Regions from separate parts of the Homo sapiens genome. Here regions 2 and 3 are each linked to region 1. A link is a loop called in an ENCODE intact Hi-C map of the cell type or tissue named here. Cell type or tissue: GM12878. All regions are shown on one strand. Links, peaks and the distances in the headings refer to the core of each region. The heading gives the core; the rest is flanking DNA.

What was found. Peaks named below come from ENCODE experiments on the same cell type or tissue, not always from the same donor. Only the 100,000 strongest peaks of a DNase experiment are listed, where the experiment ranks them.
Region 2: it touches region 1 in a loop (2.7-fold over the local background); 1 of 110 quality-filtered maps calls a loop at or near these places.
Region 3: it touches region 1 in a loop (4-fold over the local background); 1 of 110 quality-filtered maps calls a loop at or near these places.

Annotation. Positions count from the first base shown.
Region 1 is chr5:143,603,953-143,609,391 of GRCh38, forward strand. No RefSeq gene overlaps it. Among named protein-coding and RNA genes, the nearest start is that of MIR5197, 73 kb to the right of the region's middle. In GM12878, for the core only: no CTCF peak of the experiment used is centred there; DNase peaks (open chromatin) are centred at 1,559, 1,837 and 2,619; H3K27ac peaks cover 1,806 bases.
Region 2 is chr5:143,756,158-143,761,596 of GRCh38, forward strand. No RefSeq gene overlaps it. Among named protein-coding and RNA genes, the nearest start is that of HMHB1, 53 kb to the right of the region's middle. RefSeq lists an enhancer at 3,950-4,009. In GM12878, for the core only: no CTCF peak of the experiment used is centred there; DNase peaks (open chromatin) are centred at 2,784 and 4,091; H3K27ac peaks cover 3,182 bases.
Region 3 is chr5:143,210,872-143,216,310 of GRCh38, forward strand. It overlaps ARHGAP26 (Rho GTPase activating protein 26), which reads left to right. Exons shown (of 23, transcript NM_001135608.3): 22 at 3,126-3,217. LOC124901099 (a long non-coding RNA gene) reads right to left here. Exons shown (of 2, transcript XR_007058981.1): 2 at 3,566-3,728. Among named protein-coding and RNA genes, the nearest start is that of ARHGAP26-IT1, 21 kb to the left of the region's middle. RefSeq lists enhancers at 2,913-2,962, 3,542-4,090, 4,091-4,639. In GM12878, for the core only: a CTCF peak has its summit at 3,026 (motif pointing right); a DNase peak (open chromatin) is centred at 3,170; H3K4me3 peaks cover 422 bases; H3K27ac peaks cover 3,921 bases.

The sequences.
Region 1 (5,439 bases), core at 551-4,550:
CTGGGAGACAGTACAAGACTCTGTCTCAAAAAAAAAAAAAAAAAAAAAAGAGCTAGGCAGACAAGGCCCCCGACTTCAAGAGTTTACATTCTAATGGAGGAAACCAAAAATTAAGAAGAAGAAAAGATAATTTAGCCATGTTGAAAAAAACACCTGGTAACATGATATATGTGATAGTGACTGAAGGGTAGAAGGAACAACATAGATTTGGGTGCTCAAGGAAGGCCTGCGAGATGACTGTTGAAATGAAGCCCAAATGACAAAGGAAACCTGCCATATGAAGATCTGGACGAAGAGCATTCCAGGGAGAGGAAGAAGCAAATGCCCTAAGGGACAAGCTTGTTATGTTTGAGGAGCAGAAACAAGGCATGTTGGGTATTTGTGGAGTGGAATGAGGTATGAGGTAATTCAGACAGGAGGAGAGGCTAGATTCTGTATGGCATTGCTGGTATTAGTAAGGCATTACTTTTTCTTTTTCTTTTTTGAGACGGAGTCTTGCTGTCTTGCTGTGTCGCCCAGGCTGGAGTGCAGTGGCGCAATCTCGGCTCACTGCAACCTCTGCCTCCTAGGTTTAAGCAATTCCCCTGCCTCAGCCTCCTGAGTAGCTGGGACTACAGGCGTGCCACCACACCCAGCTAATTTTTTGTATTTTAGTAGAGACGGGGTTTCACCATGTTGGCCAGGTTGGTCTTGATCTCCTGACCTGGTGATCTGCCCGCCTTGGCTTCCCAAAGTGCTAGGATTACAGGTGTGAGCCACTGTGCCTGGCCAGGCATTTTTTTTCTTAAGTGTGATGGAAGATGGAGGGGTTAGGCAGGGGAGAATGGGTTGCCAGGAATCAAGAATAAAAGCAGGTCTGTTTTAGTAATCCAGGCAAGAGATGGAGGAAGCTTGGACTAGAAGAGCAGCCATGGATGTGGAGACATGTGGCTTGACCTGCTGATGGATTGGATATGAGGAAAAAGATGGGATGAACAAAAATTGTTAGAGGTGTGTATGTGAACTGGGGTGAAGGATGTTACCATTTACTTATTTGAGAAAGAATGGGAAAGAAATGGGTTTTTGGGGAAGAAACCCCCACAAAGTTCTGTTTTGTTTATGTCAAGTTTGAGATACTTATTGGACAATCATTTGAAGATATTAAGGTGGAGTCGGCTATACAAGCTTCAAGCTCAATGGAGATATCTAGGGCTGGAGAGGGAGTTGTGGTATTATAAGGGTAATGATGATGCTTAATTCCATGGTTCTGAATGAGATCACTGATGGAAAGTGTGTAGATCAAAAGTGGAAGGAAGGGAGGAGAACACCTGGAATATAGAATCATGTAATCTGTGCTGATTTATTTTATTTTAGGATCTGAATCATGCTGATTGTTTCTTCAATTCCTCACCATACCTTGCATTTGTACTTCTGAAGAGTCATATGTTTTTATTAGTTAGGCATTTGGTATAAAAATTGTTACTGTAAGCTATCTGTAATCACATTCTAGAAATCAGTTGGCGGGTAACAGATGCACATATGACCACAGGAAATGCCAAAAACCACTTCCCATGGTTGTTCCTCTTGCATGTACACATCTATTTTTAACACTCATGATTGTAAGGCAGAGCTCTTGTCACTTGAGGGAACTGTGTTTCCTCGTGGAGATCCAAGGCCACTGGACACAGAGAGTGGCATCCCATGGGCCAGCATTTACTGCTGCTGGTTTGTTAACAGAACTCCGACCTCATGGACATTTGGTTGCTTGATGGTTATGTGCTGGGAGTAGGGAATGGGAAGGTAAGTGGTTGCAGAAAAGCAATTCTATAGTTCTGAGGATTTCCTAACATGTCAAAATTTCTCAGAAAGCTTTGCTAATTTAGGACTTTTTGTCTAATTATCGGAAGTATTTACTCATCTCTTTCCTAAGAGCCTGTGCTCAGTCAGCTCTCTCCTAAGTGGAGTTGATTCTTTTCTAACATGTGATGGGTTTTGACTCAATAATGTGAGAGAGGAAACTTGAAGGTTCAAACCCTGACAGCTCCCTGCTGATGCACAGGAACTGTATTTACATGGCTCCCAAATACCCAATTGGAAAACTATTGCTTAACAGGTGGCTTGTACTAGCTACAAATAAACGGTTTATTTAAGGGGTCAAAATCAGCTATTTCAGCTTAGTGTCGTTGCTTTAAAGAAGGACTGTTTTCTAGCCAGAGGTCCTTGGCTTGAATCCAGCTTTAAAACTTACTTGTTCTATTACCATGGGAAAGTCACTTTTTTTTTTGTCTTTAGTTTCATCATCTGTAAAATGGGTATTATTGTCATAGCCACCCCAGAGTCCTATAAGGAGTGACATGTTGCTCTCTAAACCACAAAGTGTGAAATAAACTCTTAGATAGGAGAAATCCCATTTTTTCATTTTGTTCAGAAGAACTTTTGGAAGGGAGGCAAGATTGAGAAAAAAATATTCTCGTCTCCAGGGTTCTCCTGAGTTCATAAATTCTCAACCACAGGGGGACTGGGTTTTACTGGTCATGTCTCACCCTACCAGGCAGGATGTGGGTGAATATAAATCTATATCGTGGTGACTCAAAATGGCCCATTAAGAACTCGTTGGTCTTGGTCATATCAGATGAGGAAGCATTGAGCATCTTTTGGCCTGTGTCATACAAAACCATATTCCCTTTCATACTTCAGTGTTCTGTGCTTTATCTGACTCACTATCCCACACCTTTTCTAGTTCTACTTACAGGAGGTTTTAATGCTCCTTTCTTCAGAGTTAGACTCATGGAAGGAGTCAGTTAAACAATATTTATTGAATTTAAAATGCACAAATCATGGGTGCTAGCAATTACAATTTAGGGGTTTTTACTGCAAATAGACTCACAAAAGCACTCAAAGATACATGGGCAAGACATTGCAGCATGATACTAAAGAACTGAAAACAATCTAAGTCCTAGGAGATTAAATAAATTACAGTACTTCCAAACAATGGAATATTATGCAACCTTCATAAATAATAAGATAGATACATATTTTCTGACATGGGAACATATCTTAGGTATATTACTGTATAAAAACCAAACAGCAGAACATTTGTAAAATGATTCCATTTATGTAAAATAAAATATCAATACGTCTATCTGTATCTATATAAACATTTTGTTAAAGATATATAAAGAACTATTAAGGACAGTTACTTAGGGACTGAGGGTAGAGGAAGATTTTTACTTTCAGTTTTTTTACTTGTGCCATGTTCATGCGTTACTTTTTACATATATAAATCAAAATTAGTTAAAACTAGGTTAGCTTCATGGAAGGTTTAGAAGTCACTAATGCCCCTTTCCGAGACAACAGAATGAGAACTTGTATTACTTAGGATTTCTTGGTTGCAAGTGAAAACAAACAAACAAACAAACAAACCAGCTTAAGCTACCCATAAAGGATTCCTTTCATAAGAGAACATGGGTATCCAATGAACTCCAGGGCAGAAAGCACTGCCTGGCCTCAGAAGTATCTGGAAGTGGGAAAGCCATTGTGAGCATAGGGCACATCCCCCATCTCTTGCCTCTGTTTCTCTCTGTATTTCTGTCTCATTCTTACTGTTTGTAGACTCACTTTTTTCTGCTCCCTAGTCCTCATGGCAGAACCTGGGACCCCATGGCTCTCAAATCACCATGTTAGAAGTCTAGTCAAGTGGAGAGATGAAATCGCTTGATTCCAAATTCTTGATCCTAATTTCAAGTTCTCAGAGAAGAGTCTCTGATTAGTTTAGCTTGTGTCCAGTGTCCAGCCCTGTCCAATCAATGGTGGCCACAAGATGGGGTCTTAACTATTGACTGCTGAGGGCCCATTCAGGCTGAGGGCAAGGAAAGTTAATGTGGAAGACACTCCAAAGTGTCTCAAAACCAAGGCTATTGGATGCCTTTGTCTAACTCCAGGGATGCTGGATTGCTAGGTTACAGATGATGCTGTTTTTAATTACCAACTCACTAATTTACTCCTTTTTGTCATGTCACTGATTTATTTTGCTATAAAAACTCACATTGGGGAATTTATAGCAAAGATATATTGACTATAAAACAGAACATTGATATAGTTTGGCTGTGTCCCCACCCAAATCTCACCTTGAGTTGTAACTCCCCCAGTTCCATGTGTCATGGGAGAAACCCAGTGGGAGGTGATTGAATTATGGGGGTGAATCTTCCCTGTGTTGATCTCATGATAGTGAATAAGTGTCACAAGGTCTGATGGTCTTATAAACAGGAGTTTCCCTGCACGAGCGCTCTCATTTTGCCTACTGCCATCCGTGTAAGACGTGACTTGCTTCTTTTGCTTTCTGCCATGACTGTGAGGCTTCCCTAGCCACGTGGAACTGTAAGTCCATTAAACCTCTTACTTTTGTAAATTTCCCAGTCTTGGGTATGTCTTTATCAGCAGTGTGAAAATGGATTAATACAAACATTTTGAGGGCTATAAAGTACTTACTTTAGATATATTTAGTAGTTTGATGATATTAGTGGGTAAACAATTTACAATTTGGACTGCTGCATGGTGACTGAGACAACTCATCTATCACATGTTTGGAAGTGTTGAAATCAAAAAGATAATCCAACATGATCAAATGGGTTTCATACCAGGGATGCAGGGATGGTTTAACACATGCAAGTCGATAAATGTGATACACCACATAAACAGAATTTAAAACAAAAATCACATGATCATCTCAATAGATGCAGAAAAAGCATTCAACAAAATGTGGCATACCTTTATGATTAACTCTCAGCAAAATTGGCATACAAGGAACATACCTCTATATAATAAAACCCATCTAAGACACACCCACAGTCAACATAATACTGAATGGTGAAAAGTTGAAAGCATTCCCTCTGAGAACCGAAATAAGACAAGGATAGCCACTCTTACCACTCCTCTTCAGCATAGTACTGGAAGTCCTAGCCAGAGCAATCAGACAAGAGAAAGAAATAAAAGGCATCCAAATTGGTAAAGAGGAAGTCAAACTGTCACTGTTTGCTGACAATATGATCGTTTACCTTGAAAACCCTAAAGACTCCTCCAGAGAGCTCCTAGAATGGACAAAAGAATTCAGCAAAATTTCTGGATACAGGATTAATGTACAGAAATCAGTAGCTCTTCTATAAACCAACAGTGACCAAGTGGAGAATCAAATCAAGAACTCAACCCCTTTTACAATAGTTGTAAAAAAATAAAATACTTAGGAATATACCTAACCAAGGAAGTGAAAGGCCTCTACAAGGAAAACTACAAAACACTGCTGAAAGAAGTCATAGACAACACAAACAAATGGAAAGACATCCCATGCTAATGGATGGATAGAATCGATATTGTGTATATGAACATACTGCCAAAAGCAATGTACAAATTCAACACAATCCCCATCAAGATACCACCATCATTCTTCACAGAATTAGAAAAAAA
Region 2 (5,439 bases), core at 844-4,843, 150 kb after region 1:
TCAGGGTCTCTTAACAAACAGCTGTGAAAAATATGTGAGCAGCTGAGTGCCTGAGCATTTATTAATCCCAAACAAATGGGCACACTCGGAAAGGAAATGTAAAATAACTTCCCAAGTGTGTAAATTTGAAAGTTTCTAAAATTTTTTGAACTAATTATTTTTCTTTTGTCAATACACATTTTGGTGCACTTGAAACTACAGAAAAATTTCACTGAATAGCAGGACAAATCAATTGATTCTCTAGGTCATTCTGGTGCTTTGAATATAAAGAGTTTAAATTTTCAACTGTATAACTTACCGATGTGGTAATAGTTAAGCCATCCAATTTAGAGAAAAATGGTTATACTTTTCTCAAGAGGAAATGCTGCACCCTAACTAGATGAAGCCTTGGGATAATCTCTAATTGAAAGGGTTTCTGCTAATGTCACTATAGTTTGGGTCACTGTCTGCTATTACTTCCCAGGAACTAGGGTTTATCTCACCATAAAAGCAACGCCATTGGGTCTCCTTATGGCCATATAAAAGTGGACCAACTACTGTTTTTTTCTTTTTTTGAGACAGAGTATCACTCTGTCACCCAGGCTGGAGTGCAATGGCACAATCTCGGCTCACTGCAACCTCCACCTCTTAGGTTCAAGCAATTCTCCTGCCTCAGCCTCCCAAGTAGCTGGGATTACAGGCGCCTGCCACCACGCCCAGCTAACTTTTTATATTTTTTAGTATAAACAGGGTTTCATCATGTTCTCCAGGCTAGTCTTGAACTCCTGACCTCAAGTGATCTGCCCGCTTCGGCCTCCCAAAGCGATGGGATTACAGGCGTGAGCCACCGCACCCGATCTACTGTTTTAAAGTATAATGACATCTTAGGGCAAAATTATGTTTGAATTAGGAAATTATATGTCCTCCACTTAATATCAGTTGGAGTTTTTAGTTCAAACCAGAGGTCTCTTGTGTGTTCATAACGAAGACTTTTCTCTCTGGGATTCAGGTCCACCCTTCTTGGGTTGACATCAGTTTCTGAAAACTTACTTGGATCCTGCATACAAAGTAACTTGCATGAAATTCTCCTTTCCTGGGCACACAATCATACTGTTTAGATGCCAAGGCCTGCATCTGTTTTGAAAGCCATTTCAATTGGCTGCTCCAAATAGCTCTAGGACTTAACTTCTCTTCATGAGTCATTCTGTCTTTTCAAATCCTCCAGATTGGTTTCTTCAAGTTTCAAACTTCAACTCAACAAACATTTACTGTGGGCCTTCCATACTAGTGACTACATTAGACATAAAAGCTAGATAAAACCTTGGTCTCTGCTCTTATTCTGATCTTTCTGCCTGAGGGGAACTGTCATGAAATCGAGTAACTACTACACCATGGTTAAGTGCTATGAGAGCTGGTTGAAAAGAACAAAGAGAAGAACCAGTAACCACATTGAATATTAGGCTCTATCACTTACTTACTAGCCTTCCGTCTTGCATAGGCTGTGCAAGTTCCCTGAACCTCAGTTACCTCTTCTGCAAAGAATATGCATGTGACATGCCACATAGGATTATTGTGAGGACTAAATGAGATAGCCAAAGTACACCTCTGATCATGGCCCTTAGAGTATAGGCATTTGTCATTAATGCTCAGCTACTGTTATTATAATCATATAATATTTGTCATTTACCAAAGTGTATTTATGTATTAGAAAATTTTAAAGCTAGAAGGACTGCAGAAGTAATGTAGTTCAATAATAGACACCTACATCAGTCAGGGTCCAATGAGACAGAAAACTCTCCAGTTATTTGAAAAAGAAATAATTTAATACAAAGAAATGTTAACTAGATCTAAAGTTGCCAATTATGTAACCAAAAAGAAAAAACTTGGAGGTAGCAATTATAGGAAGCAGCTATCACTCTTAGGGCTGAAGGCCCAAAAGGAAGACACTGGAATGATGACAATTTAGAAGCATGGAGGAGGGGCCCCAGAGCTGTAGCTCAGAGGAAGCACTCTATGGAGCTAGTTTTAGATTTCTGAGGAGGAGGCATTGGCCAGCCAGTGCTTGGGCTGATGTACTTACGGGGGTGAAATGAAGCTGGTGCTGCATATGTTGAAAAACTGCATATTGGATTCAGCTGCTGCTATTGGGAGGCCTGTGGCTGCCAAGGCAAAGATCCCAGTGCCGAGCAGCACACACAGGGGCAGGAGAGAAAGAATGCTACCTAGCTTACTGTGTCCAGTTCTTGCAAGAACTGGCTGTGTCTTGACCTAAAGTTCAAGTAAAACCTGTGTCTTTAAAATAAATTCTCCATTCTTATTTAAGCCAAGGAGAATCTCTATTACTTGTGGAAAAAAGTCTTAATAAATACACATTTTGTGAATCAAAATAACATCTTTCTGGAATGCAATGTACCTTTTACCACAACACCGACCTCAGCGTGACCATGTCTTTAAAAAGTCCACACTAAGAGTTGCGAGTAGCTCAGGGAACATGGGTTAAAGTTTTGCTGATATAAATTCATCTATGACCCCAAATATTGCCTGTGCATTTCACTGGGATCCGTTGATACAGCTCCATGCTTTTGGAATTATTTCACTGCTTCTGAGTGCACTATGTGCATAAACCTGTGCAGAATGGCCAAAGCAATTTGGAAAGAATGACTGTTGACAGCTTTTAGTTCCACCTCATCCTCATAGGCCTGGTCAAAGGAAATCTCTAATTTCTTAAAGTGAATTACAGCTCTCCTGAAGTGAGTGAGCTAACAAAATATGTTCATTTTGCATGTCAAGTTTGGTGGTGTGGTTCATTTCAACGGACACTTCAGTGCATCTAACAGTTTCAGTATCATTATTATGAGTTCCCTCTCGTGCCAAAAATGCCTGGAAAAGCCTGTTGCATATGAGTAGTGCAAGTCATGATTGTTCATCTGGAAATTGTTTTGAGTAGAAAAATGATATTTCCCCATCCCGTCTAGAACAATTATTTTGGATAATGTAAAAGGCAGAATTTGCTGTTCGACACAAAATGTTTGGCACTACAGGAGATAATCGGAAGAGATACTAGCAAACAATGAGTGGGGAAAAATAAGCAAATTAGCAGGATAGGGTAGTAGCTAAGCTTTTATTTTTGGGGGGTGTCTTAATGATTTTCTGATCCAGATTTGTCTAAGTTTCAGGGTAGGCATGGTTAAATGATGAGGAGAGACAGAGAAAAGGGGGCTTAAGCTCAATTAAAATCAAACACTTTGCACAGCACCAACATACACTTGAATGAACGTTTTCCCCTTATCTATTGTTGTGTGTGTGTGTGTGTGTCTGTGTCTGTGTGTGTTTAATTTTGTAGCTACAGCCACACACTCCAACTGTCAGTTCAGAATATTTTATAGGCACTTTTGGTTCATGTGTTAGGAGGTGTACAGTTTACCATCTATGTTATTTGTGTGGTGCTGACTCATATCACATGGGTAGGCTATTCTGAGTTTTAATCTTGCCTGGATATATCCTTTAAAAATACATCTTCATTCATTTGTATGAGCCAAAGTGTTTGCAACTAATTTCTTTTCCTTCTGTGTCCTATTACATTTCACTGCATGACAAGCATTTTTTAAGCATTTAGAGGAAAATGCAGTGATGACATAAAAAAATCTTTAATTGGATCTGGATGGAAGTCTCTTGCTATATTAGAAGGCTTAGTTGTATAATACTAAAAATTGTACAAATTGTGCAAGTCTGGAGGCAAAGAATTTGTGGTGTTTGTGTAGGTCTGTTCCTGAGCTGGCATGATGCAAGAGTTTTGTAAGGACCTCCTGGGTGTCCTTCTGCTTCTAACACCCTAAAACCTCTCAATCCCAGGTGTCAACTTGGTGTGTCACCCAAAGTTATGTTCCAAGAAGGTGACTTCTTATGGCTTTGGGTTAATGAAACAGGATTCACAATTATGTCATACAGAGATGGAGTTAGGACTTAAGAGTGATGGGCTAGGTACATTGACTTAGAATCCAAAAATGGACCAGGCAGAGAAACTCAAAATGGAGTAGCTAATTTCTATTGAGCACAATCAACATGCCAGACACTATTCTAGATGCCTCACATGTATGAGTCATTTAGTCCATCCAAAAATGATTATTATGGCCACTTTCAGATGAGAAAACTGAGGGTCAGAGGTAAGAAAGTTGCTGGAAGTCATGCAATTACTAAGAGCCAGAGATGATTCAAATCCAAGCAGTTGGATCTAGAGATCACCTTTCTAACCACTGGATTCTACTGCTGCCCAAAGGCCTCTTCAAAGCCCTGGACCATCACGTGGGGACTCCTAGAAGTCTTAGTGCTTAGAAGTCTTCCCAACTCTGCCAAAGCAGATTAGTTAATGTTATCATGGCTCAATTGTCTCCTACTTTATAGATATTACCATAATGGTAATTAGATAATTATGTAAGTAATTACTCATTTAGTGTGTGTTTCCCTGCCAGACTGTAATTAGCCTAAGAGCAGACACCAGATTTGTAAGCTCACTCCTGCATTCCCAGGCCCTGGGTTCTAATCCAACATATCAAATGCATTCAATAAATTCTTGTTGAAATAATAAAAAATGACTATTGTATTAATGATCTATTACTGAATAAGAAATTATCCCAAAATACAATGGCTTTAAACAATGAACACTTATTATATCACAGTGTCTGTGGGCTGGGAGTTTAGGAGTGGCTTAGCTAGATGCTTCTGGCTCGGGGTCCCTCATAAAGTTGCAGTCAAGGTGTCATCTGGGGATGCTGTCATCTGAGCCTTTGGTGGGGCTGTAAGATGGTTCACTCACATGGCAGGATGCCTCAGTTCCTTGCCACATGGTCCTGTCCATAGAATTTCTTCATAGAGTATTCTCATGACATAGCAGATAGCTTCCCAGGGGAGGCAGGAAGGCAGCCACAATGCTTTTTATGACCTTAAAGTTACACAGTGTCACTTCTACCATATTCTATTCATTCAAATCAAGTCTTAGTCTAACCTACACTCAAGAGGAAGGGAATTAGACTCCCTTCCCTCTTTTGAAGAGAAACACATTAACGAATGGGTGGCCATATTTTAAAATCACCATATCTTATTACTTTATTTTACATAGGCAATATTTCAGCACGCAAGAATGAGGCTCCCGTAAGGAGAATTTTCTACTCAAAGAACAAATATAGATTAAGGACATGGAGGTGGGGGAGCAAGGTTTGTTGGAGAACAGCAAGTGTCCTAGATTAGAAGGTAAAGGAAGGGTATAGGAATAGGGAAGAGAAGGAAAATAAAATGAGAAGAGGGAGGGGAATGTGAAGAATTTTTACTTGCCATGGTGAACAAAGGAAAGCAGTGAAATGACATAATTAGAAGGGACATTCCTTTAGGAATATTTATCTGGGAATGTGGAAACAAGCACTGGAGACTGAAATTTGAAATCATTAGGAGGCCACTGTCTTTGCA
Region 3 (5,439 bases), core at 844-4,843, 390 kb before region 1:
CCCAGCTGAGGTCTGAAGGGCACTGTTGACAGGAGCAGCCGAAAACTACCCCAGGCCCTCTGTATCCAGTTTTGAGATATACTGTGGAGAATAGGAAGCCAAAGAACCAATGATGCCTGGTGGAGATTTTTTATTTTATTTTTTTATCAGAGCCAAAGCCTACAAATACAATCTCTCTGCCAACAGGATTTGTCTGTTTTGGTAGGAACCCTACCTAAAGCAAACTGCTTAAGACCTTTCAGAAGGAGTTATGGGACACTTGACTTGTTGGGCTGACAAGCTTTTAAGAAGATAAGACTTTTTGGGTAGGGTTGCCAGATTTAGCAAATAAAATAAAAATACAGCAGACCCAGTTAAATTTGGATGGTAGATAAACAACAAAAATTTTTTCATATATGTATGTCCCATGCAATATTTGGGACATAACGTATACTAAAGAAATATTTATTGTTTATTCTGCCATCCAAATCTAACTAGGTGTCCTGTATTTTATCTGGCAACCCTACCCATTCCTATTCCTTGGGCAACAGGAATGGCCCCCTTTAAAAGCACCTCTTCTGTCATTTCTCCCATTTTTGTGCCTATCCTAAAGCAGTAGAGGGAGATCTCAAGGGAAAAGCCCTCCCATAGACTGTCAGTTGCCTATCAACTTGAGAAAAAAACAAGGCCCTTTCTTGGCTTGCTTATTTATTTATTTACCTACTTACTTTTTTTTTTTTTTTGAGCCAGGGTCTCACTTGACTAGAGTGCAGTGGTGCAATCTCAGCTCACTGCGGCTCCCACCTCCTGGGCTCAAGCAATCCTCCTGCCTCAGCCTCCCAAGTAACCTGGACTCCACACGTGTCCCATCATGCCTGGCTAATTTTTTTTATTTTTTTGTAGAGATGGAGGTCTCTACAGTCTGGTCTTAAATTCCTGGGCTCAAGCAATCCTCCCACCTCCCAAAGTGCTAGGATTACAGGCATGTGCCACAGTGCCTAGTTTGTTATTTTTTAACGTACTATGTTATTGCCACTTCATTATTCAATTTCACAAACCTAATATCAATGGAATGTTACTCCTTTTGAATGATAATCTTGGGCACCTGGACCACTCCCTTTTATTTCTGGCTGCCAAATACCCCTGCTGGTTTTCCAGCTTGCCCCTGTTTTGTCCCATTATCCTTGTTTAGTGAGGTTAATAAATAATGTTTGTGAAAATCCAGTCAGAGGAGCCTTTCCTCAGATGCTGTTTCCCTTACTTTTAGTCCCCCTTCCCTGGTCTCTTTGCTTTTTACCCACCTGCTCTGCCCTGTCCTCAAGAGGCAGAAATACTGCCTCAAAACCTGGTCTCTGAGACCCTGGCTAATGTGAACTGGATTCTCCTTTCACCTTCAATGTCAGTGTCATAACAGGCTCCATTTGCCTGTCAGTATAGTCTTTTATCTGTTTTAGCACTTTTCACAGCCAAGTCACTCCTCCTGTCTGCTTCCCAGCCTCTCAAGAAAAAAAAAAAAAAAAAATGCCTCTTATATTCCTCCCTGGAAAGTTGCACATAGGATGTTTGGTCCTTGCTGGCCAATACATAGACTCGGTTTCTTTGGCTCACAGGCAGTGCCCCTTGTCCTGAACTTTATTCTGTCATCATAATTAGCCAGGAAGAGCTGTTTTCCTGTTGGAGCTGGTGAATACTAAGGACTCTTCTTTCCTTTGTTCCCAGGGGTCCCACTTCATTTTCCCCCACTTTCCCAATGTTTTCCCACCTGGCCATCATCTCTTGGCTCCTAGAAAACCAGAGGGAACAACAGTAAACTATGGCCCAGCAATAAATTCGAGATAACCATTTACTCTGATCACTCTGCACGATGGAGACCATGTGGCTCACAAAGCCTGAAATATTTACCACCCGGCCCTTTGCAGAGAAAGTTTGCCACCTTCTGCTCTAGAACAGTGGTTCTCAACCCTCACTGCACGTTGGAATTACTTGGAGAGCTTTTTTAAAATACTGATGCCTGGCCGGGCGCGGTGGCTCACGCCTGTAATCCCAGCACTTTGGGAGGCTGAGGCAGGCGGATCACGAGGTCAGGAGATTGAGACCATCCTGGCTAACACGGTGAAACCCTGTCTCTACTAAAAATACAATAAATTAGCCAGGCTTGGTAGCAGGCGCCTGTAGTCCCAGCTACTCGGGAGGCTGAGGCAGGAGAATGGCGTGAACCCAGGAGGCGGAGCTTGCAGTGAGCCGAGATCGCACCACTGCACTCCAGCCTGGGCGACAGAGCAAGACTCCGTCTAAACAAACAAACAAAAACTACTGATGCCTGTATAATATCTGCATATCTGGGTAGAACCTAGACATCTGCATTTTCTAAATGCTCCCCAGGTGTTTCGGATGCACAGTGAGAGTGATTGTAAACATTCAACGGACATGAGAAAAGCAAAAACAAACCAAAAAAAATGCCTCATGTCCCCTCTCCCTTCTTCCTCCTCCCCACACTCCCCATACAGGTGCACGTGTGTGCTCATGCACACACATGTGTAATTGCCCTCATGCACCTTGTCTATTCCCTCCCCTGGGGGTTGGAGAGCTCCAGCTCTGGAATCCTGTCTCACCAGCAAGACCCAGTCTAGTAAGAAATCAGGAACATCTGGGAGAGCTCATGTCCGCCCGTGGCCTGGAACTGAAACTTGGCTTTGCTGGAATTTCTTCTTTTTGACTCACTGAGCATTGCCAGCTTTCAACAGGTTCTGTTGGGAGTGTGTTCCCCAGAGCAGCTTGGAACTTCTTTCCTGCCCCTGCTTCCCTCCCTTCCCCCAAGGCACTCCTGCTCCAAAAATGGGGCCCAGCCTGCCCTCCCGCTGTTTGGCTGTTGTAACTCCCAGGTAAAGTTTTAACATGGCACAAGGTGACCCCACAAAAAGTGTAGTTTCTTGAAGCTTATGGCTTTTCTCTGAATATTTCTCATTTTTCTCCTGTGATCTTTGCAGCTTTCCCACCTCATGTCTTGCCATCTGGCTGCCTTGCCAGGCACTTCCCACGAGAGGGGACTAGGTAGCTTACAGGGAAAGGGAAGAAGAGAGATGAAATGTCTGGGGCTTTCTAAGGGTTTTTTCAAAAATGTTAAATAAACTCCTGTTTTCACACAGCACACCGTTCCGGAAGGCAAAAGCCTTGTATGCCTGCAAAGCTGAACATGACTCAGAACTTTCGTTCACAGCAGGCACGGTCTTCGATAACGGTGAGTTTCTCATCCCCTCACAAAGATATGGGCGGGGGGCGGGGGCAAGGGGAGCACATAAATAACTGGCATTTTCAAAGCTCCTCCCGAGGGAAAATCTCAATACAATGGGTAAGAAAAAAAGTGTGTGTGCGTCTGTGTGTGTTGGTTTCTGTGTCTTTTCCCAAAATAAAATAGCAGCAGCAGGACTTCCGGAGACATTGTGAAGAGTGGACTAGTGTAATCAGCTCCATGTTGAGTTGTTACCACTGTAAATGAGATTGTGCCTGCAAAAGACCCAGCCCAGGACCTGGAAGTGGCTTTAAGAGATCATACACATCACATGTTTAAAATGGTACTCAACATGTATTAAGCATTCACTAAATTAATATTTTTATTATTAAAACCATCATCATCATTGTATCCATCTTCGAAAAAGGCCCTGATGCTCTCATAGTTCACAGTGACAGTTTTTCCTCACTTTTGTCTGGGCAGTGGGTGCTGCACCTGATTCCGTGGGTCCTGGCTGCATCTGTAAACACATTCCAGGCCAGAGCAGAGATGAGTTCCTGGGGACCAGCCCTTGACTGTAGTCACGTCCACAGGGGCTGCCATTGTGTGTGCCCAGCCCCTGCATTCAGCATAGCAGAGATATCCATCAGGTACAGGTAGACAAAAGGGGGAACAAGGCACAGAACATGAGGGTCTCTCCCAGGTCACACTCAACCCTTGGCCTTCTGGGTCAGCAGGAGTGGGAGGGATTACCCCAGAACTGCATGTGGGCGTCTGAGTCTGCATTCCCTTTTATCGTTCTCAAAGCCTCAAGCACTGTCCTTAAGCCTTTGCTCCATTAACTTTCATCTAGGCCCTTTATAAATCAAAATGCACGAACAGCCAGCCCAGCCACCTCTCCTGTCCACAGCTGGTGCTTGCAGGCCCCAGCAGACTGCAGGTGCAGTGGGTCTGCTGAAGGCTGTCCAAAGCCATTTCACTGGTGAGTGTCCCCCACACAGGCCCAGGCGGCGGAGTCCTGGCCCTGCCGTAACATGACACGGCCCTTGCAGAAGACAAACCAGAATGGGCTGCGTTGCTTGGGCTTCTGCCCCCCTGCTTTGTCAGCAAGGAAGGGGCTTCTGCCTATAGAAGAGCAGGATTTGAGAGATTCCTACATTGACAGGTGAATCCAGGGCTTAAAGGTCTGTCCTCTAAGTCCCAATTCACTGCTCATATGGGCAGGGGATCATCATGTTTCTAACAACCATTCCCTCTGACAACACAAAGGACTCCTGATCTCAGGGGCAGAATTGTTTTAAACTATCAAAAGTTATGTATATGCTTCTGTCTTCTTTTTGATTCCTTTTGGTGAGTGCAGCCTTCTTCCATTTTTTAACGGTTTATTAAGATAGCCATACAACATACAATTTACCCATTTAAAATGTACAATTCAATGGTTTTTAGTATATTCAGAGTTGTGCAACCATTGCCACTATATAATTCCAGAATATTTTCATCACCCCCAAAAGAAACCCCATACCTTTTAGCAGTCATGCCCCACTTACCACAACCCATTTCCATCCAGCCCAAGGCAACCACTCTTCTACTTTGTCTCTCTAGATTTGCCTGCTCCGGACATTTCATACAAATGGAATTATATAGTATGTGATCTTTGAAACTGGATTCTTTAGTTTGCATAATGTTTTCAAGGTTCATCCACATTGTAGCATGTCAGAACCTTCTTCCTTTTTATGTGCGATGGTATGGATATAGCACATTTTATGTAAGCTTATTCATCAGTAGATGGGCACGTTGTTTCCTCTTTTTGGCTGCTTGAATAATGCTGCTGTGAACATGTGTGTAGGTTTTTGTGAGGGCGTAGGTTTCCAGTTCTCTTGGGGATATACCTAGGAGTGGGATTGCAGGGTCATATTAATTCCGTGTTTAAGTGTTTGAGGAAATGCCGAACTGTTTCACAAAGAAGTTGCACCATTTTACCATTTTATGTTCCTACCTTCTTTCATTTTTAAGTCTTTCTGCAGTAGCTTAAATAGTTAAGCATAAAGGGGGAAAAAGGAAGAGAAGCCTGGATGATTGTTAACTGCCAAGTCCTTTTTTTCCCCAGCAGAGTGTCCTTCAGCTTCCACAGCCATCTTCACTGCCACACCGAAGCTCCGGGCACCTCCACCTCTCACCTGGGCACTTCCACTGGCCGCCTGACACATCTTCTCACATCTGCTCTTGCTGCC